2 separate regions of the Mus musculus genome follow, and region 1 is linked to region 2. A link is a contact called in ENCODE Hi-C or POLR2A ChIA-PET data. All regions are on one chromosome and are shown on one strand. The core of a region is the stretch at or near the end of the contact, and the rest is flanking DNA. Distances in the headings are between cores, read along the strand shown. Region 1 holds the start of Wdfy2 (WD repeat and FYVE domain containing 2). Region 2 overlaps Wdfy2 (WD repeat and FYVE domain containing 2).

Region 1 (6,894 bases), core at 3,433-5,932, 42 kb after region 2:
TTTCCTCCCCAAGGCACTTTCGGCATAGTGTTTTAGCAGGGATCAAACCAGACCACCCTCCCTCAGGCTCCCTCTCACTAGGCTTCCGTGCCCACCCGTGTCCACAAGTCATTTTATCCAGAAAACGAATTCCAAATGTTTGTACCCAGGAGTTTCTGTAACTTTTTTTTCTTCCCTTTGTGGCTTTAGTTACTCCTCTAGAGCCACTCGTCCTCCACATTCCCTGCAGTATGGCAATACTCAGAGCAGAGTGACCAGCATAGGCTGCTCCAGTCTTAACCTTGCTCCTAACCACAGAGACTCTGTATGGTAAGAGAGCTGTCTTGGGTTAAAGTGTGTATATAATGAACATAGGAAGGGGTGCTGAGTAGTTTGTCAACTTGACACAGGCTACAGTCATCTGGGAAAAGAGATCCTCAATTGATAAAATGCCTCCACCAGTCTGGCCTGTGGGCAACTCTGTGATGGCATTTTCTTAATTAATGGTTGGTGTGAAGGGCCCAGCCCACTGTGCATGTGATGCCTGTGGGCAGGTCCTGAGCTGTGTAAGGAAGCAGGTTGAGCAAGCTTTGGAGAGAGCAAGCCAGTAAGCAGCATTCCCCCATGGCCTCTGCTTTAAGTGCTACCTCTAGGTCCTAGTCCTGACTTCATGCTTCAAATAAACCCGATCTTCCCCAAGCTGCTTTGGGTTGTGGTCTTTATTACAGCCATAGAAACCTAACCTAGACCAAAGATAAACATCTGACAGGGCTGGGTCATACCTGGGCTTTCTTCACCTAAGATTCTACTAAACAAAACATCCCTTGTAAATTACAAAGTCTTGATCAAAACAGAGCGCATAGGTCTGTGATGGTGCTCTTTTTTCAACCTACTTTTCTCCTCTTTTTCAATATTTAGTTTGGTTTTTCAAGACAGAGTTTCTCTGTGTAGCCCTGGCTGTCCTGAAACTCCTTCTAGACTGGGCTGGCCTCAAAACTCAGAGATTTGCCTGCCTCTGGCTCCCGACTGCTGGGATTAAAGGCATGCACCACCACTGACTGGCTATTTATTTTTATTTTGTATGTATGCATTAGTGTTTTGCCTGCATATATGTATGTGCACCAGATCCATTTCTCCACTGGAACAGGAGTTATAGGCGGTAGAGAGCCACCATGTGGGTGCTGAGAATCAAACCAGGGTCCTCTGCAAGAACAGCAAGTGCCCTTAACCACTGAGCCAGCTCCCCAAGCTGGATGAAGCTCTTACACAAGGACCACTGAAAACCATTAGCCTAGAAAGGGCAGCCTGAAAAGAAGCAGGGAAGCGAGGGACCTTAGATCCCACAATTTGGTGGAGCCTTTGTAACTGGAACCTAGTTACAACCAAAGGCTCTGCAAGGTCAGCGAGTTGTGGGAACAGGTTCTCCACCAGGGCAGACAGCTTTCTTATTTTCTGTTTCTTCCTTCGATATCAAGTAAAGTGCCAAGTTGTCCCAACTGTGCCACAGTGAACGTGAAACCTACTCTTTAGCTTGAAGATTTGAGAACCACCAGCTTGCTAGTGAGAGAAGCCCGGGAAGGAAAACGTACGGCAAGTGTAACAATCCTCCAGAGGAAAGGAGAACAACAGGGGCTGGAGCCCAGTCACTCTTCCCCACCAGAAAGTTCTCTTTTCAACACTCTATCTTAAATGTAACGGTTTTATTACATAATATTCTCGGCCAGGGGGTGTGACTCAGGGGTAGAGAGTGCTTACCTAGCATGTCCAGACTTCAGAGTTCCATCCCTAGCACCACACACATACACAAAACAAAACCTATACTCTAAAATTTCTGCTACTCAACTATGTAAGCACCTTGAAAAGACTTGGTCATTAACATCGCTGTCACCCATTCGCACAAATGCACACGCGCGCGCACGTGCGCGCGCACACACACACACACACACACACACACACACACGATGAGAACACACTAGAAACTTTACTGTCTGCTGGGATGACTGAAGCAATGCTTGAATTCTCAGTTTGAACGTGTCTAAGGCCACCTAGTCCAATACTTCCCCCACGAAGGTCTACTTGTCTACATAAGGTTTTCACAAGTCATCCAAATACTCACTCAGCAAACATCAATGAATCCAGAATAGTTAAGTACTGGATTCTTAGAAATGGGGTGGAGGGAGGTCCTACATCAGTCACTGATAAAACAAGTAATGAGGGACTCCTGTGTGCCAGGTACTATGTAGCTCCTTAGTCAGTAAAGGACACAACGCTTCCTAGAGGCCTCACAGAAGACAAAACAGACATAACATAGGTATATCACTGCTTAAAACAAAAATATTAAGCTTTCTCAAAGGTGCAGATAAAGGCTCCAATGAGTCTGAACGGAGAAAGGGAACTAGGATTTCCTAAGTAAAATGCTACAGCGCACTATTTGTAGCTGACCCTCATGGTTCAGTAACGAACTGGCAAAGCAGCTAATGGTAATGGTTTTGCAAGTGTTGATGAAAATCAATACTCCATCTTCCTATCTTTAGCATTATATCAAGCGGCACTAACATTGCCTTTGAAAAGTAAGAACACAGATCAATTCTTTCTTTTAGGGCAAGCCATATCTAAAACTGCCTTAAAACAGCTACATTCATGGTTGATTGACCCGAAGAAGCAGAGACTTGTCAACCTGAGTAACAAAATTTACAGAGACAAGGACCCAGCATTACTGCAGGGGCCCGATTCCCGGTAACTCCACAGTAAGACAAATTCTGTTATGTACACTGCAAACCAGGGAAGTGAGAGATCATTAGGCACTGCACTTCCTTTGTGCGACGATGAACCGAGACGTGCTCTTCACTTTTCTGCACATATACTTTAGCTTCTCTAGACATGGAACATTACCTCCACTAAAGTTGTTTCCTTCAAGGAAAATACATTGAAATGGGAATCAGACGTTTCTAAACTAATAGCATGGAGCTGAGGTCTGGACAACCTTTCTCCTCCTCCTCCGATTGAGTTTAATGAACTAAAGAATTGCTTACAAATCGGGAATCAATCTCATCTCTAGTAATGGAAAGGGGAAGTTATCAACATATTCCTTCAATATATTTTATAGAAAATATTCCAGAAAGATAATCCTTTGATGACAAATTTTAAGCCCAGAAACAGTCTAATGCAGTCTAAGCATGTTGCACCAAAGGAAAAAATTAAACACTGTCATAAGACTTCTTTATGAATCTCTAACGGCTCCCACATCCACGTCACTCAGTTTCTTCAGTTCTTCCTGGACTGACTGCCATTAGCATATGTTCGCAATGTTTCCCCACAGATCTGCATAGGAAATGAAGTAGGCGCCATGCATATCAAGAATGATGCAGAGGTCGATATGCAATATACACATGCAATACACTCTTCCTTTATATTCAAGAACCTAAGAAACAAATCAAGTAAAAAATGTTTGAATTTACATTAGGTGCTGAAACGATTTTTTTTTAAGTGAGCACTTTTTGCTTTATCTTTGCAATTTTAAGAGTCACAGAATAACTCTACCTCGGCATGATACTAACTTATAATAAGAAAACCTAACTGCCTGTCTGAAGCTAAGAACCCAGACAGTTACATACCTCTGCCACGCTACAACTGATTTTAAAATGCTTGTAGATATTACCCAAATAGTAATTTCAGATATCTTACCCTATCCCCTATATTCAAGCGGCATTCCTCTGGAAATCAAAAACACAGCGCAAAAGGGGAATCCTGAAGGCAGAACCAGAGCTACTTCTGCTAATTAAGCAATCTTGGAAAGGAAGTAGGCAAAGGGAAGGAACTCAAGCAGTTGTCTGCAAAAGTGATCCCTTGCAACTTCCAGTCACTTCCCCTTGAGCTCCAAGACATAAACTTTTAGGAAAGGAAGGCGCCACACGCAGAAGCCCAAAGTTACTCTCTTCACAATTTAATAAGTCCTTGGGTTCGGTGAAAGATGTCCTGGAGATACACAGATTCGGTGAACCGTATAGAAGAAAGAAAATACGTTCCCTTTCTCGTTTGGGTAACCAAACAATGGACCAACTAGCAGCGCCTCCAAATCATCCCGGTGCATGGAGGGTCCTTTAAGCTAAAACACCTGCAAAGCTGGGCGGCTTCTCCCTCTGCCCTTCCCATCCCCAAAACTGGACCAGGTCTGGTGTCTCCTGCACTGTTAACCCAAGGGCCACTCGGACTCCGCCAGGGACCAGTTGCTGAGGCCAAGGCCACCGCGCTGGGAACTGAACCAGTAGGTGCGGTCTACCCTCCCACCAAGCCAGGGCCGGACCTCCGCGCGGCACGGGGACAAGCAGTCAGTACCTGTCCTCCGAGACGCTGATGACACCCTCTTCTTTAGGTACAATCACCGCCATGTTGACCACCTCCTGCGACCCCTCGACCCGCTGCAGCAGGATCGGCTTGCGGGTCAGTGGCTGGGGCTGGATCTCCGCCGCCATCGGAGGGGGCGCGCCCGGGGAGCAGCCGAACGCGCCGGGGGACTTGGCTGAAGAGAACGCTCAGGCTTGCGCTCAGGATCGGGCTGCGAAGCGGAGCGGGCCTTTGGGAGCCAGCGACCATAGCCCTGCCGCCTGTCCAGGGAATGTGCCCGCTCTGGCTTCCAAAACCAACACCGCCGCCACACTAGCCGCAAGCCGGCGCCACCTAAGAGAGTAGGGGGCGGGGAGCAGGGGGCGGGGCGGGGCGGGGCCCTGTCGCAAGGCGGCCAACCCACTTCCGGAGGATGGGCACTAGCAGCCAATGCGCGTGCGTCAGTCCAGGAGCCACTTCCGCCCCGCCGCCCGTAAGTAACCGAGGCCCGCAGTGCTGTCAGGACGCATGCGCCCCGCAGTCCTTTACTTTCCCTTCCACACCCAAAGCTTTGTCCCCTCCCTCATAAAAAAAAAAATCTGTGAATGCGCGTGCCCAGAGCCCCACCCTCTCCAGACTCTGGGGGCGGGGAAAAGCCTACGTCAGCCGCACCGGAAAAGCGCCTGCAGGAAGGATAGAGGCTAAACTAGTTGGGACGTGAGTGTGCATGCGCGCAGATGACTCACCGCTAAGTTTTAACAATAACACACCGGAGAGGGCGCTGTGCTGTCGGCCGTAGAGAAACGGCTCTTGCCAGCACCGCGTGGACTCTTGGGGGTTGTAGTTTCCTCCATCCTCGACGTCCTTGTTCTAGAAAGCAGTAACGCCCACTTCTCAGCCCAGGAGAGATGTGGGCAAACGAAACTCTGCGCCTTCTGTGGGTTATTGCCCAAGTCAGAGGCAGAAATAGTGTAGTATCTAAGAGGGAGAACTAAAGAGCAAGCCCTGCTGAGCAAGACTTCTCTCGGGGTCACACTGCCACCGGTTTTAGTGAGATATGAGGGTAGAGGAAGAAGAGACTCTCATACAAGCTTCTTTGAGGGAGTTTAGAGATCATGGTATCAATCTTCTCTTTGTATTATGAATAAAGGACTCACACTTGAACCTAAGTCTTTTTGTCCAGTCTTGTTTCCAATCCCTAGCAATTGAACATTTTTGCTTTTCCAGTGACAACGGACAGTTAATAAATACAATCACAATATAATATAGAATGACTGTAATAAGGAGAATAAAATGTTGACTGGGCTATGGGGAAATTGGAACTCCTTTACAATTCAGGTGGGGATGTAAAACAGTCTCTTTTGGGGGGGGGGGAATGTAGTATTGCTTCAAAGGATAAACATTGCTACTGTCAGGTCCAAAAGAAACGGTGGGGTACTAGATATCTGTGATTTCCATTAGCATAGCAAAGCAAGGCGAACCTTGAAAGCAAAATGCTAAATGAAAGGAACTAATCATAGAGGACCGTTTATTTTATGATTCCACTTACGTGAAATAATCAGACTAGTGTTTGTACAGAATTGAGAGAGAAAGGAATAAAGCAGTCAGAAGGCTGTCTTCCGTTCATGTATGTCTGTTCGCCAGGTGTGTGCCTGGATCCCTGGAACTGGAGTTATGGAAAGTTGTGAGCTCTAAGTGGGTGCTGTGAGTCAAATGTAGTTCTGGAAGAGTGTCCAGTTCTCTTAACTGCTAAGTCATCTCTACAGGCCCAAGAGAACTATTTTTTCTTTATTTTATAGTGTGTTTGTGTTTGTGTGTGTGTGTGTGTGTGTGTGTGTGTGTGTGTGTGTGTGTGCCTGAGTGCCAATATGTGTACCGCATGTGTGCGGGAGCCCAGCAAGGTCAGAAGAAGTGGACCCCCTGAAACTGTATTTACAACCTATTGTGAGCTACAATATGGGTGCTTGGATTTAAACCCAGGTCCTCTAACAAGTAATCTTAGTTGCTAAACCATCTTTTATAACCTACTACCAAGGCTATTTTTTTTTAAATAAACGTCTTTTTCTTTTAAAGATTTATTTACTTATTATATGTAAGTACACTGTAGCTATCTTCAGACAGACCAGAAGAGGGCATCCGATCTCACCACAGATAATTGTGAGCCACCATGTGGTTTCTGGGATTTGAACTCAGGACCTTCAGAAGAGCAGTCAGTGCTCTTAACCGCTGAGCCATCTCTCCAGCCCCCAAGGCTATTTTTAATAACTGGATTAAAATGACTTCTTTTAGATCAACTTCTCAGTCTTTGATGGCCAATTATGAAAGGGTGTCTGTCAGACAAAGAAAGCCAGGGTCACAGGAGACTCCACAAACCATTTTAGTAACAAACAGTATGTATTTTTTTTCTGGCACATTCCACAAGCAAAACTGGTAATAAAAGACTGGGTGGGCCGGGCAGTGGTGGCACACACCTTTGATCCCAGCACTTGGGAGGCAGAGGCAGGCGGATTTCTGAGTTCAAGACCAGCCTGGTCTACAGAGTGAGTTCCAGGACAGGGCTACACAAAGAAACTCTGTCTCGAACCCCCTCCC
Region 2 (6,526 bases), core at 2,926-5,425:
ACTGAAACAAAACCACTAGAGAAACAAAAGCAATCAGAGAGATGCCAGGAGGACTGAGCAGACAACAGAAGAAGCCTGAAGCTAGGAGACTGAATCCAACAGAGAAGCTGAAACTGAAAGAACAACCCACAAAAACAAAACAAACAACAAAAGGCTGCCTCGGAGACCTGACCAGCACTGTGGAAGACCACATATGTAAGAATATTTGAGCAACACAAATTGGTCTTAAAAGGGGTTTTGTTTGTTTTGCTTAAAAGATGTGGAGGTCACAAAGTGGGTAGACAAAATGAAATGGATCTGGGAAGAGGTAGGGAAAGGAGGCAAATATTGTACAAAACCATATTTTACAAAACCCGAAAAAAATTTACAAAAAAAATAAACTTAAAACCTGTATTTTCCAAACCTCTCCCATAAATGATGGAAAAATTAAGACAAGCACAAGCTAATACAATGCATCCCTATAGAACTTTCAACTACAGATAAAGCAACTAGACAGGATCAAAGAGAAAGTTATAGGCCCAAGTTACACAATCAATCAGTGTGATCTACAGGCACACCATACCTCAATGGCAGGACACACATCTGACATGCATCTGTCTATCCACCATGGAATGAAGCTAAAATCAGCAACACAAGGAATGGTGGAAAAAAGTTACAATGTGGTGGTGGGGAACTGTTAGGAAAATTAGAAAACACTGTAAGATAAGCTGAATTGAAAGCAAGCATAGCAAAACCTAGGAAGTGAAGTCAAAGTTCAGATGGGAAATTATGGCATTCAATATCTGTGTTAGACACACTAGCCAATAACCTAATGATTTATTTAATGGCACCAGAAAAAAAAGCAAAATAAACCTAACACAGGATTTAATTTTTCTGGAAATCATATTTTTAAAAACAATACAGAAAGTTTTTAACAGTAAGTGCAAACCTTTTTCCTTGAGAACATTTTTCAGAAGACTATCAACTACGGTCAGGGATATAGATCCCTGTGCTTGCATGAGCAATGTGCAAAGCCAAGGGCTGTTGCCCAGCATCAAGATATGAAAGGGCAGGGAAGGGAAGAAAAGGAAAAGGATAGGGAGGGCCAGCCATGGTCACTGATGCCTTTCATCTCAGCTCAGAGGCAGAAACAGAAGGATCTCTGTTGAGTTTTCTGTGAGCTTCATCTACCCGGGGAAAGTGGCTTTGTTTTTTGGATTTTTTTTTTTTTTTTTGACCAAACAAACAAAAAAACAAAACCCAAAGGCCCTATCTTTATTTTTTTAACAGGGATTCTTGCATAGGACTCAGGTTCAACTCTCAGCATCCCCATGATGATGGCTCACAGTCATTTGTAACTCTGTTCCAGGGACTCTGACACCCTCTTCTGGCAGATGAAATACCCATACACATAAAATAAATGAGCTTTGGGAGGAGGGTGGTGTAGGGGATGAAGGAAGAGAAGCAAAGAAGACCTCCGAGGCAGGTTTAAGCCAGTAGAGGTCAGTGTGCTGGGGAAGGAGACAGCATCCCTGTTGAACACAGGAGGGGAGGAGCTGCACGGATGCCCAGGGATGCCTGGGGATTGCCCAGCAGGTGACAGGACTACAGTAAGTGAGGTAAGGCCTAAAGACTATGGCAGCATGCTGAGTACAGAGTCCCAACTTAGGCAGACAAAGTGGAGAGGGAATGGGAGTGTGCTCCTGATAGGGGAGCAAATGGACAGCCCGGGAGGGGGGCGTCCTAGTGAGCAGCAGCAATGTGTAAAAGACCAGCCAGAAGGGCCCAGAGGGCTGGAGAGGCTACTTAGAATAAGGATCCAGAGGAAAAAAAAAAAAAAAACAAAACTCAATTGTTTGTTTGTTTGTGGGAAGCCAGGGAAAGTCCTGGTTACCCTACAGCAACTGGTCTGCTGTCTCCTCAAAGGAATAAGGGGTAATTTATTCTGAGCCAATCATGAGAGGCCACAATCTGTGAACAGGAATTTGGGCTATACCAAATAGCATGTTCTACACTGTCAGTAAATACTTGAGCTTTTTTAGTTACTGAGCAAAACAAAGCCATAAGCCAGGCCAAACACAATTCACTGGTGGGAACCACAAACTGATGACATCCTTAGCTTACTGGAGGAAGCTAGTGCTCTGCTAAGAAGATGCTTAAAGAGGAAAGGGGTAGACAATGACAAGAGATGGCAAAATAATTATGAATATGTATGAAAATGATACAATGATGTCTATTATGTATAATTAGTATATGCTAGTGAAAACATTAAAAAAAATAGTATGTGTCAAAGGTTTAAGAGCTAGTTCAAAGGTTATCAGGCCAGACACAGAAGTGGGCAGTAAAAAACTTTCAAAGAGACTTAAAAGCCGTCCCCAGATAACTGGCTCTGGATCTGCAATATTCTAACCATCCACAGTCACAAAAATTTATCAGTGATTCAAGCACTAACACAAACCCTGCTTTCTCGCCACCCCCCTACTACCTCCAGAAACTTCAACTTACACCAGGCAAAAAAAGGGGGGGGTAAAATAACTGGGGGTTTTGCTGAGTGGCAGAACACTGTCTAACTTGTACAATCCCTCTCCAGATCCCCAGTGAAGGGTTAATAACTAAAACAAGGAACTTGAGACAGCAGAGAAGGACTCCACACAGGGATAGGAGCACCTGCCTGAGAAGACAGCCAACATCCAGGACATCTGCTGAACCCATTTAGCCTTGGACCTATAAGGGACACATCCACTGATAAAACTTCCCCCGCAAAAGTTCCCCCTTCTGTCCTATAAAGCCGCAAGCCCCTGTACCTGAGCCATAGACCCCACTACCACGGAGAGACCGGCGCTCTTCATCTGTTCTGCTGAGGTTGGTTTACTCTTCCTTTTATTTCCATGTTGCCTTGATCAATCCCAATCTAACAGAGCAAGAGGGTGAGGAAGAGGGGTAGGGAGAGAGCAAGCCAAGGGTCTGAAACCACAAGGATGGTGTTGGTTTTTAGCAGTTGGGAAGTGTTTCATCAGCCCTGGATGCTGGCTGGCTGTGGGTATCTGTGAGCAGTGGCGCTTTTCACTAGTAAGTGATATTTCTATGGAAGGCAGTGTTTACCTTGGACAGTTCAATCTGGGCTGTCCACCTACCTGGTATTCATTGTGAGGTGTGAGCTGGGCTGAACAGTGCTGAGATCAGTAAGTAAGAAAGAGAAGGCTGCTGTGCGGCCCCCTGAATAGCATCAACTGTTCACCTAGCCAAGGGGTATGGAAGAAAACCACAGGGTAGGTCACTGAAGAGCACACAGAATGTGCCCTGATTTGAGATCTAGAAAGTCAGGGCACTGTCAACAACATGCTTAAGAACTACGCCAAATTCACAGTAACCACACAATGAAATACTATCTTCAGAGCTCTTTTTTTTTTTTCCTGAGGAGGAAAAAGGAGGGCTAAGGGTGTCAACAAACATTGTACCACAGGTTGCTAAGCTACTGGAAAAAAATGGTCTATCCATGTTGAAATCTAGGCTTTAAAAAATGTGCCTGAGAATGAAGCAACCTTCATTAGTTACCATGGCAACGAGCCTCATTTCCCTGAGGACAATTGTTTTTGTATCACTGAAGTAACTTGGGGTGAGGGGTAGAGAACAAATTCCATTGTGTGTGGTAGATCTGGATTTCTAGGGAATGCCTCTCCAATAGATTAGTCACTGCAGCAGCAATACTCGGGCCAGGAACCTCCCCCTAGCAATCTGCTAGTAGGGAAAGTTTAAGCAATGGGATGTCAGGCAATGCCTTCTGGTAGTTTTTATAGTAATTTGTTTAAGGGATACAAAATGTTTCAAATGAAAAGGACAACTACAGAGATTCTGAGAAAGTGTAGGTGAAAGATTAAAGAAGAAAGCTCTCTCTTTGCTTAGTAGATTTCTGACCACCATGCCATTCCTAAGGGCACATTCAGCTCACACAGCAAATAAACTAAATCCGATCTTCATCAATGCCCAATATATTTTTGGTGCCCAGAAGCTTCCAGAGCATAAAGGCAGTTCAAGTTGGTGCCACTCAGTCCCTGGTCCCTTCTTCCACACAGTTCAATGCTTCTAATCAAGAAGCTTACTATAAAAGATTCACACACAGCTTTGCTGACTCACAGACACCGGAATGTTCTCAGATGCAGCAACTCTCTCTCACGGGCCCCATCTGTTGGTGGCTGAAGAAAACATGTAGTGCGCTACAGCCCAGCAGGCATCCCCGGCTTGAGTGGAATTACTTACTGCTCAGCAAACATTATCAGCCTTTGAAGTCACACAGGAGCCAGGGAGGTGTACACATGACAGCCACCTCCCCTGGGCATTTTAACCACCTGAGGCATGTCTCTCTTCCTCCAAAGTAAAAAGGTTCTGGGAGAAGCTTAACAGTTTACGTTGGTTACAAAAAAACACATGCAAGTGGCATGGTTGTCAGCTTTGAAAGTACTTTTAAATGGATAAAACAGACCCTAAAAATGAAGATAAGGGGACCCATATGACAAGTGCACACACGAGGAAGACAACCGCACTCATGCAATGAGGTTTAGGGTTCCTACAGGAAGTGCCATGATGGGAGTAGGAATAAACCCTTGGTCCAGCTCTGCTAACTGGGTCACTGTGAGCATGCCCAGTGCTGCTGAGTTTCCCTGCCACCCTGACTGTAAACTGGAATGGTGCTGTGGACAAGTAGATACAGGCTAAGACTTTTTCTAGCTCCAGTTTTTGGGCAATATCGTAAGTAGATTTTTTTTTCCTGTTTCTACTGTGTGCTGTTTTAATGTGAGCAAGTACTAGAACACAGAAGCAGGTTCTCTGGCCAGAGTCCTGGATGTCAGTCAGGGCCCTGGAGGAAGCCTCGTGGGCTTTACTGAGTAGCCGTGGTAGTAAGCAGTAGCCACGTCTACAAACTGCCCCTGTGCTGTGATCTAGCCTTTATGTGGTCTGTTCCTTCAAGCTGTGATCTGACTTTAGTGGTGGGTGTGACCCTCACTGCTTTGGGCTTCTGGCTTCTGGGACACCCTCCTACTTGTGGTGTTTCTGCATATTACTTCTCTTTGAAGAACCCCCATTTGAGGCCTTTGGGGCTCCTCAGGCAAAGTGAAGCTCCAGGATCACCCTGCACCTTGCACAAGTCTCCGTGAGGACATGGTATCAGCTGCCAGCACTGATCAGCAAGGCTGTCCACCTGGCAGACAAGGAGCCCTCTGACAACTCTGCAAATTTTTCTTGAGTATTTTTATATTTAATTCTTAAATATATGTCTGGATTTACATGTTATAATACTGATATTTTTACCACATACAGTATTTAACACAGGGAACTTGCTTTCAAAAGGTTAAGTGAATATATAAAAGGAAAAGAAAAACAAAAAATAAAGAGGAAATAAACGTATTTTGATACAGTGAGGAGCAGGAGTGCTGTGACAGGGATCAGAGGCCGGCAGAGTCCTGGATATTAGCCGTGTCATCTGTCCTCTCAGGAACCCTCACAGCAAAAGAAAGAGTGGAAACCTTGGCCCTAAGAGAGCCACTTGTGCTTATCAGCACCGCCCAGAGGGAAAGCTCTGACATCATGAAGGGAGGAAAGGTCTATATTTAAATATTGTCCCTGGTTCCACCCAGTCAGGAGAATGGTCTGTTTTATCATGCCAGTATATTCCTGTTACCTGGGACAGTGGCAGGCATGGAATGAAGGCTCCAGAGGAGCTTCATGGAACACTGCGCAGCAAGAAAATCGACTCAGAGTGTCCTGGCTGTCAGTGCCCCAGATCTGCACGTGGAGCCAACTGCTCTCAGGTTCTTTCTGATGATGAAAATGTTCCGGAAGGAAATGGTGCTGCTGCCTTTACAATGCTGGTTATCTATGTAAAGTCACCTAAAACATACACTTAAAACTGCAGGTGGGTATGTGTGGTAAAAAATAAAAACAAATAAGTAAATGGCATACAGCTGTAATCCCTGCACTCAGGAAGTAGAGGCAGGAGGATCACTGTAAGTCCACAGCCAGCTTGATCTATGTACAAAACTGCAGGCCAGCTAGAGAGATCCTGTCTTTAAAAAACCTAACTAAATACAACTCAGTGGAATAACTACCTTCCTAGAATTGCTATCTTCAGAGAGTTGCCAATAACATAGCATTCAGAATACAACAGCAAGTCCAGGGGCCCAAAGCCATCCTGGCTGAGAGTGGATAGCAGAACCCACTTGGTCACTGCAGAGCAGGGCAGCATTAAATTCAACTGAAACATGGGCTGGAAGAATTAGATATGATGCCCTAAGAAAGAAGGGACAAAAAGAGTTTCTGAACCTCGGTTGATCATGACAGGGGATATTTCCAAATACTGCCTTTGACAGTCGTAACAACTGGGGTACAGGAAGGAAGAAGGAATTGTTCTAGTCTGTAAGCTTACTATAACAGGTTTAGTAACCCGTATTTTAAAAACAAGAAAACATAGGCAACACAAAACAAAACACAAAGTCTCTTCCAAGAGAGAACTATGAGAACAGACAGCTCAGTGAGTTGAAGCAGTGTGACA

What was found. Hi-C counts contacts between places; a loop is a spot of excess contacts on that map. ChIA-PET counts read pairs that join two places held with the same protein, here RNA polymerase II (POLR2A).
Region 1: a loop to region 2 is called in a map of left cerebral cortex, with 5 times the contacts of the local background. The contact joins the promoter of Wdfy2 here to the enhancer-like site in region 2. A Hi-C loop is called at or near these places in 15 of 37 maps with a recorded cell type or tissue (T-helper 17 cell, T-helper 2 cell, adrenal gland and 3 more). POLR2A ChIA-PET finds 5 or more read pairs at or near these places in 2 of 5 experiments (Patski and embryonic stem cell).

The regions. Positions count from the first base shown.
Region 1 is chr14:62,835,478-62,842,371 of GRCm38, reverse strand. Wdfy2 (WD repeat and FYVE domain containing 2) reads right to left here and starts at 4,682. Exons shown (of 12, transcript NM_175546.4): 1 at 4,315-4,682. The coding sequence starts at 4,451. Gm26536 (predicted gene, 26536) reads left to right here and starts at 3,841. Exons shown (of 2, transcript NR_168886.1): 1 at 3,841-4,247; 2 at 4,352-5,471. Mir8098 (microRNA 8098) reads right to left here and starts at 4,651; the gene lies at 4,515-4,651.
Region 2 is chr14:62,877,312-62,883,837 of GRCm38, reverse strand. The region is part of intron 1 of Wdfy2 (WD repeat and FYVE domain containing 2); the gene reads right to left. Among named protein-coding and RNA genes, the nearest start is that of Mir6541, 15 kb to the right of the region's middle. Within about 2 kb of position 4,175, at least 3 of the 3 ENCODE cell types and tissues checked have a DNase peak (open chromatin) inside an H3K27ac peak, as active enhancers do; they include gastrocnemius, heart and left cerebral cortex, where a contact is called at or near this core.